3 separate regions of the Homo sapiens genome follow, and all the other regions are linked to region 2. The links are chromatin loops, found by intact Hi-C in ENCODE. Cell type or tissue: IMR-90. All regions are shown on one strand.

Region 1 (8,000 bases), 150 kb before region 2:
TGGCTGAGGCAACTAATTGAATGAAGGTGCCATTTACTGGGATGAGGAAAACTGAGATGGGGATTAAGTTTAGGAGAGGAAATCAAGAGTTTGGTTTTAGATTTGTGAGAGACTGTTTGACTTTCAAGTTCCTAGGGACAATGGGCCTGTAGTAGCTGCAGCTGGTGTTAACCTTTTACAGGGACATGTCTAAGTGGAGGTGAGGGGGCAGAGAAACAGAAGAAATAAAGTTCCTTCTGAGTAATCTCCCAGATATTCAAGTGATAAAAAGCAGGTTAGTCATCTGAGCCTGTCTTATACACACTGATTTCAGGGCAAGAAGAAGTCTCCTCTCTCTTCAAAAAATGTTCCGATTTCTATTGTCTCAAAATTTCTGAATTTAAATTAAATGTATCCCGCAATTAGAGAAAGCAGAAAATGTAAATAGCTTGAGAGATAATCCAGTGCGTATGAGTTTTTACCAAAGTATAACTGAGAGCAGATGAAGGTCCTGAATGTTTAATCTTTTTGTGAAGAGAAAGGAGGTAGATATTAAATAAAACAAAGATTTTATAATCTTGCTTTGGCAATGCCCTATTTATCGTAATTTTTAAGTGAGAAACTACAGAAAGAGTGTTTGTATCTTGAAGGATCATCTAAGTTTATACCCAAGGGGGGATTACGCATTTAAATTCTTTCTCTTCCCCACATTTTAATCCTTTCTATCTTTTAACCCTTAGTCTTTTCCCAAAAGTGTTCTTCAACTAGAAGGCCTGTGGCATGATTGAGGCTTGTCAACTCTCTTCTAGGGCCAGATTTCAAACAGATGGCCCTGGAGAATGCTACTTATCTGTACAGTTCTCCATTTGATGTTGCAGTGTGCTAGTATCCTAGGGGAAGGGTACCACATTTAACTCCAGAAAGGATTTAAGGCAGTTTTGCAATTTTTTTTTTTCTGATTATCAGAGTAATATACGATTATTGCAAAATATTTTAACAAAAAAGTTAAAAAAAGACTATTTGAATTCCTACTTACTAGAGGCAATCCCAACAACATTTTGGCATATTTCCTTCCACTGTCTTATATGCATTTCGTTTTTTTCATAACTGAGCTCTTTATTGTACAAGCAACTTTTGCTGCCTGCTGTTTTTGCTTAGTTATGGTATATATGTTTGTCTCTATCATTACATTTTTAAAGCTACGTAATCATCTATAACACGGCTATACTATAGTTTACTCAAGATGGTTTCTGATTATTTATAATTACAAATAACACTGTGATAAACAGCTTTGTGCATAAATCTTCGCTCTTCTTTTGGATGACTTACTAAAGGAGGAATTGGTAGATTAAATGTATACATACTTTTTAAAGCTTCTGATGTAAATTGTTACAATGATTTCCAGAAAGGATGTTATTAAATTACACTTGGGAAGGGAAGGAGAGAGCTATTGGAACTATCGGATCTGGTAGAAAATATCTGACAGCAATTCTTACAAAGTACTATGCCCCTGGGGAAGAGTCCTTTCTCTCTCTGGAAAAGGGGTTATCTTAAAGTATTAAAATTATTACATCAGATTTTCCACACCACACAATATGTATGGATCATGAGGAGGAAAGGAGAATTGAGAATTTGAGTTAGAAGTCACATATAAGCTGACATGTCAGAAATGACCAATTTGGGAAACTAAGTTTACCAACACTGCTAAAGGACTCAAATATTTTAAACAGTGGTTCAGATATTGTGATTATGCAGTATCAGGTTTATTTAATTTTGTATCATTTCATGCTATTTAATGAGACAATATAATGAGTGTTTTTCAAACTGTGGGTCCTAATCCATTTGTAAATTATGAAATCAATGTATTTTCTATGACTGCTATTTTTAAGAAACAAAATACAATACAATGAAAAATATGAGAATGCACTGCAAACATTTCAATGTATGATTTCATAATTTACAAATAGATTAGGACCCACAGTATTATTTTGTGAGACTTTTGTTTCAGTTACATGTGTGTATATACTATAGAACACATTTATTATTGTGGGATGTGATTAAGGAAAAAAATAGTTTGAAGCCATTGGTGTAGTGGAAAGAGTCTGGGCTTTGGAATTAGCCAGAACAAGTTTGAATCTGAGCTCTGCTTGGCTTTTACCCATTATCTAACTAAATGGCTCAATCACCACATTGAAAAAAGAGAGAAATAATATCTCCTTTTTGGTTTGTGTGTGTACATGTTGTGTGCGTGTGTATGAAGATTAGAGATTACTTAAGCAGAATGCCTATAACATAGTCAATGATTAATATATAATTACTTCCAAATCTTTCTCAAAATAATGTTCTCCCTGTAAAAATACTTCACTGAAGAAAGACAATGTGTTTTATTGATGACTACATCTGTTATGCTATCGTGTACTTTTAAAACACCTCTGTCAGTCTTTTTCTCCAATTTGGTTTAGTAAGGAGACTTGTGCACATAGTCTTTCCCCTTCCTGTTCTCACACTTTATTTACCTATATTATGGATCTTGGCACTTTATATCTGTCATAGATGGTCTAATTGTTGCCTAGTTCAATTACTACTAAACACTTTCAAACCTCTTCTAGTTCTCAAAATAGTGGTGGGAGCATTGCAGGGTGCCAGATGAAAATCTGTTGAGTTTGCTCTACAGCACACCTTTTGCAAAGTATCACTTGTGGTGTACGGGGAAGCAGCTGTAATGCTGATTCCGCCGGCATTTCTCACTCAATCTACTCCATGCTAAACAGGCCGGTTAGGAATTAAGTCATACTCTGGGTAGTACAAGTGGAAAGTGTGAACAGAGAAACCACTTTATGCGAGGACAGTGGAAAATGAGATCCTCCTTTCCTCTCCCTACTCCTGCTCCTATCGAGAAGCACTTAAGAGCGCAGACGCCCAGGACCCAGCCGCGCTCGGGCGTCCCGACTCGGAGGCTGGCGGCGGGCAGGCACGCTCTCCCGCGCTGAGAGCCCTTCTGCGGAGATGAACTCTCGAGTGTCGCCGCCGCGCGCGGGCCCGATCGATACCGGCGGGCGGACGTGCTCCCGCCGCCGACAGCAGCCACAGGGCGGTGCAGTCAGCTGTCCGGCCGCTCGGTCGCACTTCTCATCAGCTCAATACCCGCAGAGGACGTGCACCGGTTCCCTCCCGGACACCCACCCCGTGGTCTCCGCCGCACCTTCTGCCCACCGCCCCTTCCGCTCGGCCGTCCGGCGCAGAGCGGGAGCTTTTCAGCCAGACGCCCTCGCGTTGGGGGCAGCCGGGTCCCGGCCCGAGCGGAGGGCGTCGTGAGGTGGCCTTTTCGCCCGGCTCCCCAGTGGGACGCTCCGCGGAGGCAGCCAAGGCGGGGAGTGTCGAGCTCCCTCACACTCTGGACCTTACCTTCTGGCGTCTTCGCCCGGGAGGCTGCAGGGGGAGGCGGACCCAGCCGGCCACAGGGGCAGGTTCGCGGCGCTGTGAGGCGGGGCTGGGCGTGCGCCGCCGCCGCCGCCAGATTCGTCTACTCCAGTGAATCGGCACGGGAGAAAGCCCCGCCCCCGGCGCCCGCTCCCACTCCTGATTGGCCGGGCCAGCCCGGGGAGGCCCGGCGGGACCCCGGCCCGCGTCTCAGCTATAAAGATAGCCCCGGCATGACAGCCGCGGCGAAGCTCTTCTAGTTCATCTGCTGGCCGGCTCTCAGTCCCCGTGGCGCCCCCTTTCCTCTTGTCCCAGAGCGCTCTCGACTCCACCATGCCAAGGGGATTCCTGGTGAAGCGAACTAAACGGACAGGCGGCTTGTACCGAGTTCGCCTTGCGGAGCGTGTCTTCCCTCTGCTGGGGCCCCAGGGGGCGCCGCCCTTCTTGGAGGAGGCTCCCAGCGCCTCCTTGCCCGGCGCGGAGCGGGCGACACCCCCCACCCGAGAGGAACCAGGAAAGGGGTTGACGGCGGAGGCGGCCCGGGAACAGTCGGGGTCGCCATGTCGGGCGGCTGGGGTGAGCCCGGGGACGGGCGGGCGGGAAGGCGCGGAGTGGCGGGCGGGTGGCAGGGAAGGTCCCGGGCCCAGCCCCAGCCCCAGCCCCAGTCCAGCGAAGCCGGCAGGCGCAGAGCTGCGTCGGGCGTTCCTGGAGCGCTGCCTCAGCTCGCCCGTCTCCGCCGAGTCTTTCCCCGGGGGCGCCGCCGCCGTGGCCGCTTTCTCCTGCTCCGTGGCGCCAGCAGCCGCACCGACCCCGGGGGAGCAGTTTCTGCTGCCGCTTCGGGCGCCGTTCCCAGAGCCCGCGCTTCAGCCGGACCCTGCGCCCCTCTCGGCCGCCCTTCAGAGTCTGAAGCGGGCGGCCGGCGGCGAGCGCCGCGGCAAGGCACCCACGGACTGCGCGTCTGGACCCGCGGCCGCGGGAATCAAGAAGCCAAAGGCCATGAGGAAGTTGAGCTTTGCCGATGAGGTGACCACATCCCCTGTCCTGGGCCTGAAGATCAAGGAGGAGGAGCCCGGAGCGCCGTCCCGGGGCTTGGGGGGCAGCCGCACGCCACTGGGGGAGTTCATCTGCCAGCTGTGCAAGGAGCAGTACGCAGACCCCTTCGCGCTGGCCCAGCACCGCTGCTCCCGCATCGTGCGCGTAGAGTACCGCTGCCCTGAGTGCGACAAGGTGTTCAGCTGTCCTGCGAACCTGGCCTCCCATCGCCGCTGGCATAAGCCGCGTCCTGCGGCTGCAAACGCCGCCACAGTCTCCTCCGCCGACGGGAAGCCGCCTTCTTCGTCGTCTTCGTCCTCCCGGGACTCCGGGGCCATTGCATCTTTTCTGGCGGAGGGAAAGGAGAACAGCCGAATAGAGCGGACTGCGGATCAGCACCCGCAGGCCAGGGACAGCTCCGGGGCGGATCAGCACCCGGACAGCGCCCCGAGGCAGGGCCTCCAGGTGCTGACGCATCCAGAGCCACCGCTGCCTCAGGGCCCCTACACGGAGGGGGTGTTGGGGCGCCGGGTACCTGTGCCGGGCAGTACCAGTGGTGGCAGGGGATCCGAGATTTTCGTGTGCCCATATTGCCACAAAAAGTTTCGTCGCCAAGCCTATCTGCGCAAGCACCTGAGCACTCACGAGGCGGGCTCGGCCCGTGCGCTAGCGCCGGGCTTTGGCTCCGAACGCGGTGCCCCACTTGCCTTCGCTTGCCCATTGTGCGGAGCGCACTTCCCTACAGCAGATATCAGGGAGAAGCACCGGCTGTGGCATGCTGTCCGCGAGGAGCTGCTCCTGCCCGCTCTGGCGGGGGCTCCTCCCGAAACGTCGGGCCCTAGCGGGCCATCTGACGGGAGTGCCCAGCAAATTTTCTCGTGCAAGCACTGCCCGTCCACTTTTTTTAGCTCTCCAGGGCTGACCCGGCACATCAATAAGTGCCACCCCTCAGAAAGCCGGCAAGTGCTGCTGCTGCAGATGCCACTGCGGCCTGGCTGCTGAGGGACGAGAGACCAGGATGATTTCGAGGTTGGCCTTAGAGGAAACAGATCATGGGAATTTCTGTGGGGCTTTCTTCAACTTGCAAGTTTACTTTCATTCCTTCCTATGTTTTAATCCCCTAAAATTCTCCCTGTAGTCAATGTTCCACCAGAGGAGCGGACAGTGAAATGTAATATCCCTCTCTAGAGCAGGTATGTATATGGTATAAACCTTGAGATCAAAGACTGTCAGCTTTAAATCCTTCTCACTTTCCCCACTAAAATAGGATTTTTCCCCTTAAAACTCTGGAGACCCTAACGAATCCTATATGATTTGTAATTCCTATGGAAAGTCGCGGTGAATGCGTGCATGTCTCAATGTCCACAAAGGATTCTGGCTACCCTTTGGTAGCCAATGTTTTTTTTGTCTTGTCATCACAGGCGCCTATACAGCTTCTGTCTCAATAGGGTCAGATATTTTGCACTGTATATTCTGTGAATTAAAAGTTATGTGATTGGTGTCAAACTTAAGGAGATTCAAGACCTGGCAGAAAATGTAAGAGGATTTTTGCTGCTTTTGGGGTGCATGGGGATCTCCCCTGTAAACTTTCCTTTGCCCAATTATATGTACATGTCCATTCTTAAGTTGGTGTTTGGAGGTGGGGAGGATGCTACTTTACTGGAGTTGAGACACCCCCTAAAATTCTCACCCTCAGCTATTTTGTGGGCAGTATTCAGGAAGAGCTACTTCAAACCTTTCTTTAAATGGCTTTTTGGAAATACAGAAGTCGTTTCCTCAAGTTTGACTGTTTTAATGGGGTTTCACCCAAATTGTTTAATGCTTCTGCTGTAAATGTCATACTGTGTATTCATTATGAAAATATGTACAGCTTAAGGAAGATGTTAACACCTGTAATCCACTAAGGAACTGAATGGCAATTTGCTCAATATTCAGTATTTTCTTTTCAGCGGCAACTTGTTTTTGATTTTTTTAAAAAACCATTTCAGTGTACATTGTGTACTAATTCCCTACTAGCCAGTTTGGGACATTGGCTGAGCACTGCCTGACAGAAAGCCCGTATTTGTAAGATGCTTACCACCAAATAAATGTACATAGACTGTGCTTTTGTTGTGTTCTGTGTTTGTCTTAAGAATCCTGTTGAACACAGCCTATTTTCAAAGCCACATTTCTTATCTCCCCAATGTCGGTATCCTGTTTTAGAATGTTAGTGACCCATTTGGACAGAATACAAAGACGGAAATATTTTGCAAATGAATGTGATGGTGCAGGAATGCAATGAAAAATTTTCCTTTGAAGTATGGCTGCAAAGACTGAGCTGCAAAAAGCAAGGAATATGCACTAGTCTTTGAATCTAAAAAAGACATCCCCCCCAAGAAATGTCAACCGAAAACATATTTTAAATATATATATATATATATTTCAAGCTAGTGAACAGTGTTACCTGAAGATGAAAAGAAGTATTTTAATGGTGCTAATTAATTTCATTATTTCAGGTTTGTATTTTTACTCCATATTGTTATATATCATCAATCCATTAGATTTTTTATAGCACTTTAGAAACATGTATGCAGTTACTCTGATTTTCCTTTTTGTAATTCTTCACCTTGGCTGTAGGAAATTGTCTACATTGTTCAATCTTCTTCCCAAGGACTCTATCCATTTGTTTATCTTCTACATCAGCTTACATAGGACTTTTAGTTTTCATTTATAAGAAAATGAAATTGGGTGCACAGAATTTCTGAAAGATTGTCTTAGAAACTTGTTAGTACGAAGTTTTATTGCTGAAAGTATATTATAAAACAAAGTAAAATTTAAGAATCAAAAAAACATGAAGCTGTAATCCCAGCACTTTGGGAGGCCGAGGTGGGCGGATCACGAGGTCAGGAGATGGAGACCATCCTGGCTAACACGGTGAAACCCCGTTTCTACTAAAAAACAAAAAACAAAAAACAAAACAAAACAAAAAAATTAGCCGGGCGTGGTGGCACACGCCTATAGTTCCAGCTACTCAGGAGGCTGAGGTAGGAGAACTGCTTGAACCTGGGAGGCGGAGGTTGCAGTGAGCCGAGATCGCGCCAGCCTGGGTGACAGGGAGACTCCGTCTCAAAAAGCAAAACAAAACAAAACAAAAACATGAAGCTGAGATAAACTAACAATCTAACCAACTGCATTGGGTGAATTTCTGGCCAGCCTTTATGAAGACAGAAAATTTCCTGTGTTTTTAACGACTGTGGTAGGATCTGTGAGAAATAAGTTGGAATGTATCTTGAAAAGGGAATTCAAGTTTATTTTTGATGATTAGCTAAGATAATCTAGGTTCATGCTTTAAATCTCCTCACTACTCATATAGCCCTGCTTATTGAAAATATATGAAACATAGAAGACAAATCAACACTCATGGATAGGAAGTGATAAGAATATTTTTATTGTATTATTAAATACCATGTCATCTTTCCCCCCCACTGTTACAAATTATAGATACTACATGAATGATGATACATAATTTATATTTTACGGTTTGCCAGTATGATGTATTTACACATGCAGTTAGTACCAATGTCATGCTA
Region 2 (8,000 bases):
GAGTGGATAACCACTCATCAAGGGGCAAACTGTAGCCGGAACCACAGTGAGGTTGGATTATAGAGTGGAACCCCCAAGAACTATGGTCTACTAGCTGCTCAGGCTCATTCTAATCACTTCACTAACATTGCAATAATGTGACTCTGCATTTAACATGATTGAAGACTCCACTTATCACATTATGGTTGGGTTTGACTACATGTAAAAAGTTTCCAAAAAGCACAAACTACTATCTAAACACAGAATATTAGTATATTGACAAACAGGCCTTCTATTAAGCAGTGTGCTTTATATTTTCTATAATAAATACTTTGCTAAAGAAATCATAAAAATCTAGGCTAACTCTGAATGACAAAGACAGTCCACTACTTTTAACTTTTTTATTTATTTTAAAAATCACTCCAACTATCTCATGTACTCCATATACATATACATCTATTATGTTCCCATTAAAATTTTTTTTTAATCCTGCAGAAAATGTTCTAGTGCATATATATACAAAATATTGCATAAAATACTACAAGTTCACAGAGTCCTCTGAAGCTTAACCCAGTGGACCTCAGGTCAAGAAACTAATGTCTTTTCTCCCCTTCATTGTTACATAAAGATGAATGAAAAAATATACTTAAATAGTAATAAGTAATACTTAAAATCTCTCAAAATTTTAATCAAATTCTTTGAAGGCTTAAAAAATACATTTAAGAAACACATTCCCATGAATAACTTTACCAGTAATAGTTGCAACTTCAGCAGAGAAAGCTTGCTGATTAAGACTGCTTGTTTCAGAATCTATATGAAGAGTAGTTAGACTAGCCACTTCCTGCTCTTCAGCACTCTGATGATGGCCAGAACCTGAATCCACATCAGCAGAGGACGTAACCCCAGTGTCGGTTCCAAAGCCAAAATCTATAGGAAGAAGAAATGTTATTATATGAGTCCCAATTACAAAGTAAAAATATTTACGAGAGCTAAATCAGCAAAATGATCAAACATAAACATTCCCCGTACATCTATTCTGTTTACATATCACTCAGACAAGTGTAAATAATCTTAATACTCTGAAGATTATAAGTAGATCGGGATAGTGTACAAGCCATGAAGGGAGGAAACATGTAATTCTCCAATGCATATCCCAGCTCTTCACAAACTTAGTTCCCAAGGTTTTGACTTCTTTTTTAAAAATTTGGTGCCCTTCACTGACTGCCAAGTGCAATATAGAATTATAGCTGAATAACTAAGTGGTAATAATATAGCACCAAATAATATTACTGATGTTATTGTAACAAGGGGCAATTATTCAAAGGAAGTTCTGGGTACTGTAGCATTGAACATAATCCAAATATTTGGTTCTCAAATATGAGTGTGTGAAACAGTGGCAACTCATAATCATGACTGGCTTTTTAGTAACAGGTCTATCCTAAATTATTTTCCTTTCTACAGTTTTGGTCTTAAAAATGTCATTTCTTTTAAGAAGGGATCACATTTTTTGTTTTTTAAATGCTCTTAATTTGGCAACATAAAGTAGCTTCAACTTAAGGTGATTCCCTAAAACTTCCTTTGAAATTTCACTGAAAATTGAAATAAAAATAAGTGGGGCCAAGAATGATGCCTTGCACCTGTAATCCCAGCTACTCGGAAGGCTGACGCAGGAGGACTGCTTCAGGCCAGGAGTTCAAGACTAGCCCAGACAACATAGCAAGACCAAATATCTAATTTTTTTTTTTCTAACGTGGGAGCCACTGCCTAAGTAACACTGGAGAGGAAGGTGATGGCTACATAATCCGTAAGTCAGTCTTGAACAGAAGACAATCAACATAAAACATAGTATTCAAATAGAAAAGATACTTGCTGTCAAATTTTCGGCCATCATATTGGAAAGCGCTGAAAGAATCCGAATGACTATCTGAGCTGATAAGATCACTGCTCCCTGCACTGGCAGGAGAAGTCCATTCTGAGGGCACACCTGGGTCATCAATAGGGCGCATCTGGTTCTGCTTGTTTAGAATATCAGGGAGGTCTTTGGGAATTTCCAGGCTGCCTGGACTACTTCCTCTTCTTGTCATAGTCTAAACGTTCAAGAAATATTTTACCATTAAGAAAAAGCTTTTATTCTCTTTAACCATCTGAAACCTTTAATTTCCAAACCATCACAATAAATGCTGAGATTTAGAGGCTGAAGTAGGAGTGGAGAACACACTCACCAAACAATCTATGTAACTGAATGGAGCTAGAGCCTGACCTATTGTTGGTCTGCCTAAAGACCCAAATATCACATGATGCTGGGCCTGTGACTCTTAAGCCTCAGCAGGATCCATGCAGTGAATATAAATTAAAACAGCAGAAAGAGTATTTAGTGGAAAAAAAGCAGCAAATAAAAAAGACAGTGGAAGAGTGGAAAGAATGACAGCAAAGATGTCATTCAATGATTTTTATCCACTCAAGGGAAAAAAGTAAGCCTAAAAAGAAAGGGGCGGGGTATATAATGGAGTTATAGAGAAGTCAAACCCAAATGAAATATGACAGTTTAAAAAAAGCAATTCCAGGTCCAGCACAGTGGCTCACTCTGGTAATCCCAGCACTTTGGGAGGCTGAGGTGGGCAGATCACCTGAGGTCAGGAGTTCGAGACCAGTCTGGCCAACATGGTGAAACCCTGTCTCTACTAAAAATAGAACAATTATCCAGGCATGGTGGTGTGCACCTGTAATCCTAGCTACTCAGGGGGCTCAGGCAGGAGGATTGCTGGAACCCGGGAGACGGAGGCTGCAGTGAGCACTGCACTCCACCCTGGGCGACAAAGCGACACTCTGTCTCAAAAGAAACTAGTTCCATATATATTTATCCTTCCCTAACAATTAAGCATTATTAGGGATAAAAGAGCTTCTGCTTTCATGTTGCCATACTCCTAACATTCAAGATAAAGATAACTTTTAAGTCTCTTCCAAAGTTATCTAAAATGGTTAAGCAGTATTTGTGCTAGCAAAACTATGGGAGCTGGTTCACAAGCAGATCTTGAGACAAAAATAAAAATTATATATGTATTTTTATTTTAAATTATATATTAGATTATATTTATTTATTTATATAACTACGGGAGCTGGGGCAGAAGACCTCCATTGCTATCTTTCCCATTGAGGGCTTGCAGCTGGCACCAGGGTAACCTACGAGCAAAGACAAAAAAAGGGGAGACTAGGAAGGTAGTTGCTTATACCTGTGTATTTGTGCACAGGTACCTGTCTGATCTTTCACCCTGGTGAAAATTATGAGGCTGTTTATGTCTTTAGATAAAAAATGTTATAAAAATGTAATTCAAAAATCTTAATTCATAAAAAGGGTTATATTTTGAGGAAAGGTTATTTTGAATAAAAATTCCCATATATAAATTGACATATATGTACATAGGTATATATCTGTTAGTTTTTCTACCCTCCTCTATAAAACCAAATATATAAAATAAAACTTACCGAGGCATTACCACTTCGAAGTCGTTCTGCTATAAACTCATCCATCAGATCAGGAACATTAGCACTGCTGCCGCCAATATCACTATTAAGAGGAGGCAGTTTTTGGCTCATGTCCTCTTTATTGACTAAAAATAAATAAATAACTATATATAGTGAGGAAAAACTTAACTGCATTTTCTAACTTTGAAACAAACAACAACCCAAAACAAAGTACCTTTGCCAATTATTTGCCAAACATGCATTTATGAATAATTTCCCTTCTTTCAGATTTAATTTTAAGAATTAGTAAATTGATATTTACTTTATTTAACTAAGCAGATGTTAGTCAATCTTCAGTGTAACTTTAAACAGCAAGAAAGCTTATAGATAAGCACTAGCTGAAGTTAGGTTAATATTGCCTATAAAGAAACTGGTATATTTATCTTTTTTCCTGACTCAATGTTTCTTTTTAGAGCCTTAACAATTTATAATTCCGTATTTCCCCCAAAGAACGTTTGCAGGGAATACATCCTTTGAATCTATGCAAAACTCAGTGGGATACAAATGCATTTGAGTATTTATAAATACAAATTCTATGGTTTTGATATACTGCTGTTTCTATCCACTATAAAATCTAATTTTAATGCTTTAAGAATAAAAAGTTGACTTCCACAAATGTTTTTCTTACCAAAAAAACCCAAAATAGTTATTTTGATTTTTTTATCACTACATTATTATTATTTTTACCATTTACATTAACAAGAAAGTTTTAGACTTGGGAAACTAACTTATAGAAAATAATATGGTATCTATGTCACTACTATGCTATTGAAAAGTTGATTTCTCTGCAATGAAAGGAAAATGAGCACTGTTTATATTCCTAATAAACTACAAAGTATTTCAGATTAAAAAAACACACTGGTCAGAAGCTCACTGTGAAATACCATTATCTTTATATTACTGGCCAGGCTTTGCTAAGCTGTCAAATACTGCCCTCAGGTGGCATTAATGGCTCAATGCAAGATGCATTATACAGCGTTGTTAATCATGCTAACAAAACCATGTTAAAACAAATAAAATCAAAACCAACCTTACTGCTGAAAGTTAATAGTCTATATATGTAAAGTTATTTTAACTTTGACTCAAGATAGAGAAAACAGTTACCATAATCTTGCTTTCTGTTATCTGTCCATAGAGGTTCCATATTTAAATCATGAGTGGCTACTGTGAAACCTTTATGCACATTTAAAATCTCAGAAAAAAACAAAGTAATTAAAGTGTTTCAAGGACATAACTTGCATTCTATATAAATGAATGCAAAACTAAAAGCCTACAGCATGTTTGGAAATGGCTTAAATGAAAAGTGATTAAATTCACTTTGAGATTTAAGAAATAATTTCCTCATCACTGATAGTTAACTATAATGTTGGTGCTGGCTGTAGGACCTTGATTTCTATTATGTTAGTTGTCAAAATAATTTCTATCAAGAAAAAATACAAAACCAAATAGATCAGCAGTAAAAATAAGTGAAATCAGTTAGATATATCTGGTGCCCTTTTAAACTATAGTGGGGTGGGGAAGAAAGCATAGTAACTCCTTGATAATCTTAATTTCCATACTTGTGGTATACACTCAGAAAAATACTTGATTTAGGTAGTCTTTGATAGGTTATTGAAATTTTCCTATATATCCACTTTCCTATGTTGTTGTTCAGCAGCAAAGAGGTTTAACTAAATGCCTTATAAGGGAAATTAGTAATTTAAATAAACATTCTATGCTGGGAAAAATACAGCTGGGAAAAGGCGCATGCATAACCAAACAGAGAGAAAGCAGTGACCATCCCAAAGCTTTTTGATTGCTTATAGCTTGCTTCAGTTGCATTAAGCCAAACTGGTGCTGTCTTTCTCCTTTTGCGCTCTGCACACTGTTAGTGCTCACCTGCAGCTTTCCTTCCAAAATAGCCCATTACATGACTGTACAGATCCCTCAGTGGAGCCTCTGGTGGCATTCTGTTCTGCCTCTGTGGGGAAACATTTGCCTTCGGCTTCGAAAGAGCATGTACAACAGTTTTATAAACGCCACCCAGGGAGCCCTGCTGTAGTCCTGCCTCATGACTTGATGACCTAAGAGTACTACGACTACCTAATTGACTACTTGCAATTCCTTCTTTTTGTAATATGGTGGTGGGAATCTCTGTGGATTCCTTCACTGTTTTGCTGCTTACTGATGCAGTACCAAGTGTATCTAGAGGTCTGTACACACCAGGTTTTACTAGCTCTGTAGCACTATTTGTGCTGGTATGGGTGTTGCTAGTGCTGCTATTGCTGCTACCACTACTAAAGCCACCGAGCTTCCGCAGTCTCATCTTCCATGGAGCCTCTTTGTTTTCCAGAGGATTATAAAACTGAACGGACTCAGTGGATGGCCTAAAAGTAACATGAACACTATTTCGTTTTTTAGTAGCAATTTTCATGATTTTGGCTCTATGAGTTACTGTTTCAGACAAGCTCCTTTTAGTTGGAGAAAGTTTGCTAGTACTTGTAACATGAGGCATTCTGCGGTTAACAGGTGCTTTTAGTGTTGCTTTCTTGGCACGCATAACATGTGGGACAGTGATTTTTTCATTAATTTGCACACTCTTAAGCTTTTCAACTAGTGTTACATCAACACAAGCATCTAATTCTGTGGCTGCTTGTCTGTACAGATGTTTCCTTTTTTCTTTATCACAAGGGCTATCTAAACTAGGCTCTGATGGCTGTTTATCAGTGTTTAGTTGCTTAGATTTTTCAGAAGTTTGTGTTCTAAAAAAACTGTCTGACTGGTTAGGTGCGATATTACTCATGAAGACAGCTGAGTTTGGTTCTTTCTGAAACTGTAGGTTTTCAGGAGTCCCAACAAAAGAGGTGATATTTTCTGATTCAGTTTCCTGATCTGTGCATTCTAATTTATCTAAGGATAATCTTTCACCCCTATTTACTGCAATAGTCACTTCCTGAGAAGCTGGGTCTTTCCCTGTCTCATTTTTACTATGATTTTCCTGGTTTTCCTTAAAATATTCTTTCAGGGTGGAAAGAAGATCATCATCTCCTTCAAGGTCAATGTACTGGATTTGTTCAAAAGCTGAATCTGCAAGTTCTACTGGACCTATTAAATGACAAAGATGGTCATATATGCTATCACCAACTTCCAGAGAAGACTCTCTACTATGAGTATCAGTGATGTGGCTTTCAGTGGATCTAGTTATTGAAGAAGCCTCTGTGGAACTCTGCAAGCTTGGTGCATGACGGGATGAACTGTCAATGACAGGAACTGCACCTTTGGCTCGTTCAACAGTGAATGGTTCCAAGATGTCAGAAGTGCTGCTACTTCGAGGCAATGGCTGCTCCTCATTCAAAGCACCAAAAACTTCATTTCCAGTTTCTTCACTTTGTGAAAAATGTCTGACTCTAGTTGAGCGGGGAAGTATTTGAGCATCATCAATATCTGTAAAAGAAAAAAAAATTATGTAGAGAAGAACTACACAAATATAAAAAATAATTATTAATTTCAATAATGCTCTAAAGCATATGCTTTAAAAAAAATCTGAGTTTTTGTAAGCTCAATGAAAAAAAAATCAAAATACAAATCTGCTTTTTTAAAAAAATGATGGGCACAAGCCAATATAGCATGTAGTGTCAATGAATTAGAAAACTACCAAAACACATTTTAAAATGTTAACATGCATAGAAACAGACAGTGAGGTGATGAAACATTTGGAAGTGCAGATAAAGATAGAGCTGTGCCAATAAATCAAGCAACTCAAATGCTATTAAATTTTTCCTACTTATTTACGTTCCAAGCAGAAAAAATACACCTTAACACAGAAAGCCGATCCAAGTATCCCACTGTAGACTCTTATAGGGTCTAATAAATTCTCCAGCTTCCTTCCCAAAAAGGCAAGAGGCATCTTTTCTTCAAATTTTGCTTCTCTGTTTGATTACATATTAGAAATGAAAGTCTCTACCCTCTTCCTAAATTTCTCTTTGTCAGGAAACTGTTCTCCCCAGGTGTTTTACTTTATTACGTATTAAAATCTTATTCACTGACATCAAATAAAGTCAATATATTTTTTAAAAAATCAATTGTATTCTTTTGTTTTTGGCAAAAACACCACTTAAATCTGCTAGGAAGAAACTTTACCTGCCTGTTATTGGCCCTTTCCATTAAACAGCCATCAAGCTCTAAAAACTATATTTCTGGCTTCTTACATCTCTTTTTAAGAATTATAGGCTGGGCGCGGTGGCTCACACCTATAATCCCAGCACTCTGGGAGGCTGAGGTGGGCAGATCACCTGAGGTCGGGAGTTCAAGACCAGCCTGACCAACATGGAGAAACCCCATCTCTATTAAAAACACAAAACTAGCCGGGCGTGGTGGTGCATGCCTGTAATTCCAGCTACTTGGGAGGCTGAGGCAGGAGAACTGCTTGAACCCATGAGGCAGAGGCTGCGGTGAGCCGAAATAATGCCACTGCACTCCAGCCTGGGCAACAAGAGCAAAACTCCGTCTCAAATAATAAT
Region 3 (8,000 bases), 250 kb before region 2:
GTAATTGCAACTGTTGAATGTTCTCTCTTCTGCTAATTGTTTTTATTGAATGAGATTTATATCTAGGTATTAAAGAGAAGTTGTAGCTGTGAGTATCACAGGCCAACATTTTGGAAGGAAGTGGTGGGAAGGAGATCTGGGCCCTAAGCTTGGCCCTGCTTTTCATTTTTTTTTTTTTCATTTTTATTTTTTTGATACGAAGTCTCACTCTGTCGCTGGAGTGCAGTGGTGCGATCTTGACTCACTGCAACCTCTGCCTCCCGGGTTCAAGTGATTCTCCTGCCTCAGCCTCCCGAGTAGCTGGAATTACAGGTGCCCACCGGCATACCTGGCTAATTTTTTTTTTTTTTTTTTAATTTTTAGTAGAGATGGGGTTTTATCATGTTGGCCAGGCTGGTCTCAAACTCCCAACTTCAAGTGATCCGCTCGCCTCGGCCTCCCAAAGTGCTGAAATTACAGGCGTGAGCCACCGCACCCGGCCTTCACTCTTTTATAAATGCCTCACTTCTAGGTTTTCAAAATGTCATGTAAGTATACAGTCTAGTGTCTGTCATCACAAACATGTACATTTGGTCATGTCACTGTGCTTAGTTGCCATAACAGACACTTTTAAGATTATATAAAATAATATGCACTGCCCTAAATGGAATTTTCTGAGTGTAGTATTTTGATTGGGTTTTCAATTTCTTATGTAAGCACCTAAGGTTACCATTCTATTTAGTGCTCTTCAGGATGAAAAATATTTTGTCTTCCCACCTAGTTTCAGTGAATGAGGCCTGCAAATTTAACTGACTAAAGACAGATTAACAGGAAAAAAATGTATGATTTTTATTGATATTAATACTTTTAAATGCATGGAAGCTTCACAGAGATGATGTGAAAACTCAAAGACGTGCTCAGAACTTGAATTTTTTTTTTTGAGATAGTGTTTCACTCTGTCGCTCAGGCTGGAGCGCAGTGGCATAATCTCTGACTGCCAGGTTCAAGTGATTCTCCTGTCTCCATCTCCTGAGTAGATGGGACTACAGGCATGTGCCACCATGCCCCACTAATTTTTGAAATCCACCCGCCTCAGCCTCCCAAAGTGCTGGGATTACAGGTGTGAGCCACTGCACCTGGCCAGAACCTGGAGTTTGTATACCCTTCTTAAAAAAAGAAGATGGGTTTGGGCTTCAAGGGAAAATATTGTGGGAATTGACTAGGAAATATATGAAGGAAACTAATGGGAGATAAGGGTTATTTTAGTAGGGCTTGTTTATGAGGAGTCATCTTGGTGTGACATCTCTGGTAATGAGTCATTCTCAGTTTCCTGGCATAGAGGAGTACCTTCCTCAAAGGAAAATTTATGTCCTGTTTTTAGGCAGATAAAGGGAGGGCAGAGACCTTTTCCTCCATCAGTTGCCTTCAGCTCAAAATAATCCTTATGCCAAAGTGGCATATTTTGGGATGGCATATCCTGATCTCTTTCAGTAGCATCTCCCCATTTTTAGAAAGAAAGAAATGGAAGTATAGTAAGATTAGAGGATTTGGCTCTATTCACATGGCAAATTAGTGGCTTAGCTGGAACCAGAATCCCAATCTTCTGATCATGAGTCTTATAATTACTTTTATTATCTGAAGGTCAGGACCCAGCAGATGCTTTGGTTGGCAACAGAAGCATCAGGGTACACAGACTTTAGTAACCAATTCCTCCTAGACAAATGAGTGTTTACATTTTCAGTCTCAATGAAGGTTAAATTTTAGCATCTAACTACGTTGAAGAAGCGTTTGTACATGTTCTCCTTTTTCTTTATTAAGGAAATGTACACACACACAAAACCTTTACAATCCCATGATTCTGAAATAATGCAATTCCCACTGAAATAGTTATTTTGAGTTATCTTTGAAAGGAATTTTTTACTGGCTCAGTTATTTGTTCTCAGATAATTAGACCTCTTTCTCTACTTTTCAAGTGATTTAGTATCTTTTTTTCTGGATATGAAAGTTCTAAGTCCTCTGTTTATTAAAATTTCCAACATTACAGATATATACAACATGGTTATTAACAATATACTGTGTCTATCACACTCAGAGATAATCACTGCCAATTACTTAGTGTATTTCTCTCTAGGTTTTTTTCTATGTACATACTAAAAATATTTTTTTCACACAAAAATGGGATCATGTTATTCATACTGTTTTTTAAAACTTGAAGTAAAATCTATACAACATAAAATTTATCATTTTAGCCATTTTAAACTGTACAATTCAGTGTCTTTTAGTATAGCCACAATGTTATGCAACCAATTACCACTATTTAATTCCAGAATATTTTTGTCACCCCATAAACACCACCATACCCTATTCATACAGCTTGGCATCTTACTTTCTTACTTAATGCAACCTTCTACGTGAAGATATGTCACATTCTATTTCATAGCTCTATAGCATTTCATTATAAGCACCATAGTTATTTAAACAACTTCAATTAATGGACAGTTGCGTTATTCTGGGTTTTTTTTTTTTCTTTTTTTTTTTAGAGATGGGGTTTGTCCATGTCACCCATGTCACCCAGGCTGGTCTTGACTCAAGGAATCCACCTGCCTCGTCCTCCCAAAGTGCTGGGATTACAGGTATGAGCCACTGTGCTTGGCCTATTCCAGGTTTTTAAAATATTATAAACAGGCCAGGCGCAGTGGCTCACACCTGTAATCCCAGCACTTTGGGAGGCTGAGGCGAGCGGATCACCTGAGGTCAGGAGTTCAAGTCCAGCCTGCCAACATGGTGAAACCCTGTCTCTACTAAAAATACAAAATATTAGCCAGGTGTGGTAGTGGGCGTCTGTAATCTCAGTTACTTGGGAGGTTGAGGCAGGAGAATTGCTTGAACTCGGGAGGCGGAGGTTGCAGCGAGCTGAAACCACGCTACTGCACTCCAGCCTGGGTGACAGAGTGAGACTGTCTCAAAAATAATTAAATAAATAAATAAACAATCTATACTAAATGTCGAACATTTGCACGCTTTTGTGAGATAAATTATTAGAAATAAAAATGTTGAGTCAAAGGGCATGAACATTAAAAATGCAATAAAAATTGTTGTGTTTCTCTCCAAAAAAGTTGTACTAATTAACAATCCCAGCGAGGGTATTTCCCCATTCGTGTTTTCCAATCCTCTTGTCAACCCTGAATATTATACATTTAAAAATTTTTTCCAATCTGATAGGCAGAAATAATTGCATTATTGTTTTAGTTTTTGATTAATTATAAGGGAGGTTGAGCATCTCTTAACATTTCTAGCAATCTGTATTGTGTGTGACTTGCCTGTTCATGCTCTTTGCCCATAGTTCTACTGAGTTGTTTTCTTTTTCTTATTGATTTTTAGTTAGTTAATAAGAAATGTTTGTTTTGGAAGACTTTTTTGGTTTTCATTTTAAATCAACTTTATTCTTCCCTGCGCAGAAACAAATTTTCTTTGAGTCATCTGTGTTAAAAACTTCCAGGCCATTTAGTTAATGAACCTTTTCCTGCTGAAGAGGGCTTGGCCTGTGATGGTCAAAAGGATACTAACACCCTATTTCCCTTTCTTTTAGAGCTACCATCTCCTTTTCTCTCACATTAATTGCTTTGTGTTTTCCCTGCTTGATGTGTTTGACCTTAGGTTTTTCAAGTAGTCCTTCCTTCCTTCCTTATTAATACCCAGCTGGTTTTTTTTTTTTTTTTTTCTTTTTTTTTTTTTTTGAGATGGAGTCTCACTCTGTCACCCACTCTGGAGTGCAGTGGCATGATCTCGGCTCACTGCAACCTCCACCTCCTGGGTTCAAGCGATTCTCCAGCCTCAGCCTCCTGAGTAGCTGGGACTACAGGTGTGCACCACCGCGTCTGGCTAATTTTTGTATTTTTAGTAGAGACAGGGTTTCACTGCGTTGGCCAGGCTGATCTCAAACTCCTGACCTCAGGTGATCCACCCGCCTCAGCCTCCCAAAGTGCTGGGATTACAGGCCTGAGCCACTGTGCCTGGCCCTATCCAGCTGTATTATGTCAGAAGAAAATGAATTCCTTTGGAATTTGGAAACGTTGTATAAGGAAACCCCATTGCATTAGTACTCCTTTCAAGATTTGTCCAATTTTTGTCTCAACCAGAGTATTCTCTGATTTAAAGTTTGTTTTTTGGGCTGGGCACGGTGGCTCATGCCTATAATCCCAGCACTTTGGGAGGCCGAGGCGGGCGGATCACGAGGTCAGGAGATCGAGACCATCCTGGCTAATAAGGTGAAACCCTGTCTCTACTAAATATACAAAAAAAAAAAAATTAGCCAGGTATGTGGCGGGCGCCTGTAGTTCCAGCTACTCGGGAGGCTGAGGCAGAAGAATGGCGTGAACCTGGGAGGTGGAGCTTGCAGTGAGCCAAGATCGCGCCACTGCACTCCAGCCTGGGCAACAGAGACAGACTCCGTCTCAAAAAGAAAAAAAAAAAGGTTTGTTTTTTGGCCAGGTACAATGGCTTACGCCTGTAATCCCAGCACTTTGGGAGGCCGAGGTGGGCGGATCACCTGAGGTCAGGAGTTCGAGACCAGCCTAGCTGACATGGCAAAATCCTGTCTCTACCAAAAACACAACAATTAGCCAGGCGTGCTGGTGCGTACCTGTAGTCCCAGCTGCTCTGGAGGCTGAGGCATGCGAATCACTTGAACTCGGGAGGCAGAGGTTGCAGTGAGCCAAGATCACACTGCTGCTCTCCAGCCTGGGTGACAGAGTGAGACCCTATCTCAAAAAAAAAAGTTTATTCTTTGGAGTCCACCTGCTCTAAATGTTTTTTGGACTCAGAGTGAAGCCCTCACCTCAAAGCCAATGACAGCCATTAATTCTTTGTCAGTGTCAGAATGCTTGCCTAAATTCCAGGTTAGTTGGTCGTATGTAATTTTCCTGAGCTGCCTATAGTGGGAGCCCTTTTCTGCTTTTTTTTTTTTTTTTTTTTTTTGAGACAGGATCTTGCTCTGTCACTGAGGCTGAGGTGCAGTGGAGCTATCTTAGTTCAATTACAGGCGTGAACCACTGCGCCCAGCCTCTACTTCTTTTTATAAATTATTTATTTATTTGTTTGTTTATTTAATTTAGTAGAGACAGGGTCTTGCTATGTTGCCCAGGCTGGTTTCGAACTCCTGGCCTCAAGGGATTCTCCTGCCTCAGCCTCCCAAAGTGCCGGGACTATAGGCATGAGCCACCAGGCCTGGCCCCTCCTCCCTTTCCTCATTCAAACGACTATCCTGGGTTTCTGTGTGCTATCAGGTAGTGCTTTGCCCCAGAAGCAGCAGCAATGACCTCTGGGGCTAGATTGAGTTATTAATGAAGCCCCGTGGGATCCTTTGCAAAAGAAGAGTTGTTATAAATGGGAGGTGTGTCCTATATGGGTCTCAGGGGAGCTGAAAACAAACCAAGGATAAAAAAATGATGCCACAGCTGCTACCACCTGTGAGTAATGTGAGGGTGAAATGTTGACAACACACAGATTCCCCAGAGGAAGCTTGGGGTTGACAGAGTCACAATACTGCCATGCTTTTTTTCATGGTCTTAGCATTGATTTTCAAATTACACATTCACTTAAAGCCTAACCTGACCACTCGGGTGTGGGACTGGGTGGCTATGCAAGGCCCACAGCAGCTTTATTTTCTCCACTACCAAGCATCAGTGTGGGAACAAATCAGGCATTCTAGGTCCTTTTCAGCTACCAAGTGGCCAATGAACTTCATTCAGAGATGAGGCAAGCCAGCAGGATTTTCCTTTCCATGCATTTGACAATGTATAGAATGAAGTTTTGTTTTGTTTTCAAGAGAAAGAGCACAATATTACTCGGCACCTTTCTGTACTAGCTTCCACTTCCAAAGGGAGAGACCAAGTACTCCCTTAGTTGGTTCTTTCATATGGCTAGTTATGCCACTGGTACCTTCAGAAACATTAGCGCCCACCTCTATGGCTTCCTGAATGTTGCTAAGGTCTTTAACTGGCATGATCAATTTCTCGGGGGTCTTACATTTTGTTATATAACTAACTTTTCCTCAATTATATACATTACACATATTGCTGGTAGAAAAATCTGGAAAAGTATAAAAGAATGAAAAGCAACTGCATTCTTCTTATCAAAGAAAACCACTATTATTATCTTGATATATATATCCTTCCATGTTGTATATACATATATAGTTGATTCTCATTATCTTGGTAGTCAAGCTTTATAAAGGCATTGGGAACAATGAATTAGCAAATAGCCGTTGTTCCTAGGGGAAGTATAGAGTTAGGTTCCTGTGAACCTCTGGTCATAACATTTTCATCAACTGATCAATACATAACCTTGATTATTTGTGTATTTATGTTTAAATACACTAATCTATATTGTTGATTCATTAACATTGAACTCAAGGCTAACAGCACTATCACTCATTCCTGAATGAAACTTATCTTAACACAGGTATTTTCTCTGTAAAGCACATCACAGACTCTTTAACTGAGAAACACTTGACAGTACTTCAGCATTATGCTTGGGGGTATTTTATTTATTTATGTTTTGAGGCAGGGTCTCACTGTCGCCCACGCTGGAGTGCAGTGGCATGGTCACAGCTCACTGCAGCCTCAACCTCCTGGCTCAAGAGATTCTCCCACTTCAGCCTCCCATGTAGCTACTACAGGGATGCACTACCATACCTGGCTAATTTTTTTTTTTTTTTTTTTTTTTAGTAGAGATGAGGTCTCACTATGTTGCCCAGGCTGGTCTTAAACTCCTGAGCTCAAGCAATCCTCTGGCCTTGGCCTCCCAAAATATTGTGATTATAGGTGTGAACCACTGTGCCTGGCTGGCTTTTATTTTTTTGGGACAGAGTCTCACTCTGTTGCCCAGGCTGGAGTGCAGTGGTGTGATCTTGGCTCACTGAAAACTTGACCTCCTAGGTTCAAGTGATTCTCATGCCTCAGCCTCCTGGGAAGCTGCGATTACAAGCATTCACCCCACACCTAGCTAATTTTTGTATCTTTAGTAGAGATGGGTTTCACTATGTTGGCCAGGCTGGTCTTGACCTCCTGGCCTCAGGTGATCCACCTGCTTCGGCCTCCCAAAGTGCTGCGGTTACAGGCATGAGCCACTGTGCCTGGCCCTGGCCAGCATTTTAAACAGTGACATAATCAACAAAAAACACAAAACTGTGAAATACATGGCACTAAATAAACCATGAAAAGGAGTATTTATTTATGCTATAAGAGCTGAAACAAGAAGGCAGAGTATCGCCTTGTTTGGCCTCAGCTGGGAATGTGCACATCAGGTGACGCAAAATTTTTGGCACTCTGCGCAAGTCTGCAAATGACCACAAAAGTGCTGAAAGTATTGATTTTGGGGTCAAATAAGTTTTAGTGATTAGATGAATTTACAAATGCAGAATCTGTGAATAATGAAGATCAACTACACTGTAACATACTTTTTCACTTACCAATATATGATTTTTCTTTTTCTTTTTCTTTTTTTTTGAGACAGAATCTTGCCCTGTTGCCCAGGCTGGAGTGCAGTGGCACAATCTTGGCTCACTGCATCCTCCACCCTGCAAGGTTCAAGTGATTCTGTGTCTCAGCCTCCCAAGTAGCCGGGATTACAGGTGTCTGCCACTACACCCAGCTAATTTTTGTATTTTTAGTAGAGACAGGGTTTCACCATGTTGGCCAGGCTGGTCCTGAACTCCTGACCTTAAGTGATTCACCCACCTCAGCCTCCCAATGTGCTGGTATTACAGGTGTGGGCCACCGTGCCCAGCCCCACTATATGAATTTTAATGGCTATATATTAGTCCAAGATATGAATGTGCTATGATTTATTTAACCATTTTCCTAATCTTGACATTCCATTTGTTTTCAACTTTTTACCCTTTTACTGTCATCCTTGAATATAGATCTTGTTCATATCTGTTATTTATTTGGATATATTCCTACAAGATAAATTTGGTTCCAGTCATTTTTTTTTTCTTTTTTTTTTTTTCTTTTTTTTTT

The links. Hi-C counts contacts between places; a loop is a spot of excess contacts. Peaks named below come from ENCODE experiments on the same cell type or tissue, not always from the same donor. Only the 100,000 strongest peaks of a DNase experiment are listed, where the experiment ranks them.
Region 1: a loop joins it to region 2, with 2.6 times the contacts of the local background. A loop is called at or near these places in 13 of 110 quality-filtered maps.
Region 3: a loop joins it to region 2, with 13 times the contacts of the local background. A loop is called at or near these places in 27 of 110 quality-filtered maps.

Annotation. Positions count from the first base shown.
Region 1 is chr14:35,530,521-35,538,520 of GRCh38, forward strand. It overlaps INSM2 (INSM transcriptional repressor 2), which reads left to right and starts at 3,644. Exons shown (of 1, transcript NM_032594.4): 1 at 3,644-6,534. The coding sequence starts at 3,733. The coding sequence ends at 5,433. It overlaps RALGAPA1 (Ral GTPase activating protein catalytic subunit alpha 1), which reads right to left. Exons shown (of 42, transcript NM_001346249.2): 42 at 7,836-8,000. RefSeq lists enhancers at 2,438-3,262, 3,263-4,086, 4,087-4,910, 4,591-4,740, 4,911-5,733 and silencers at 3,081-3,160, 3,261-3,630. In IMR-90, a CTCF peak has its summit at 3,800; a DNase peak (open chromatin) is centred at 4,851; H3K4me3 peaks cover 1,210 bases; H3K27me3 peaks cover 3,011 bases.
Region 2 is chr14:35,683,080-35,691,079 of GRCh38, forward strand. RALGAPA1 (Ral GTPase activating protein catalytic subunit alpha 1) reads right to left here. Exons shown (of 42, transcript NM_001346249.2): 18 at 5,380-6,924; 19 at 3,463-3,587; 20 at 1,850-2,066; 21 at 730-906. Among named protein-coding and RNA genes, the nearest start is that of SNORA101B, 76 kb to the right of the region's middle. In IMR-90, a CTCF peak has its summit at 4,437 (motif pointing left); a DNase peak (open chromatin) is centred at 4,432; H3K27ac peaks cover 248 bases.
Region 3 is chr14:35,434,080-35,442,079 of GRCh38, forward strand. No RefSeq gene overlaps it. Among named protein-coding and RNA genes, the nearest start is that of NFKBIA, 33 kb to the left of the region's middle. In IMR-90, a CTCF peak has its summit at 4,906; no DNase peak of the experiment used is centred here.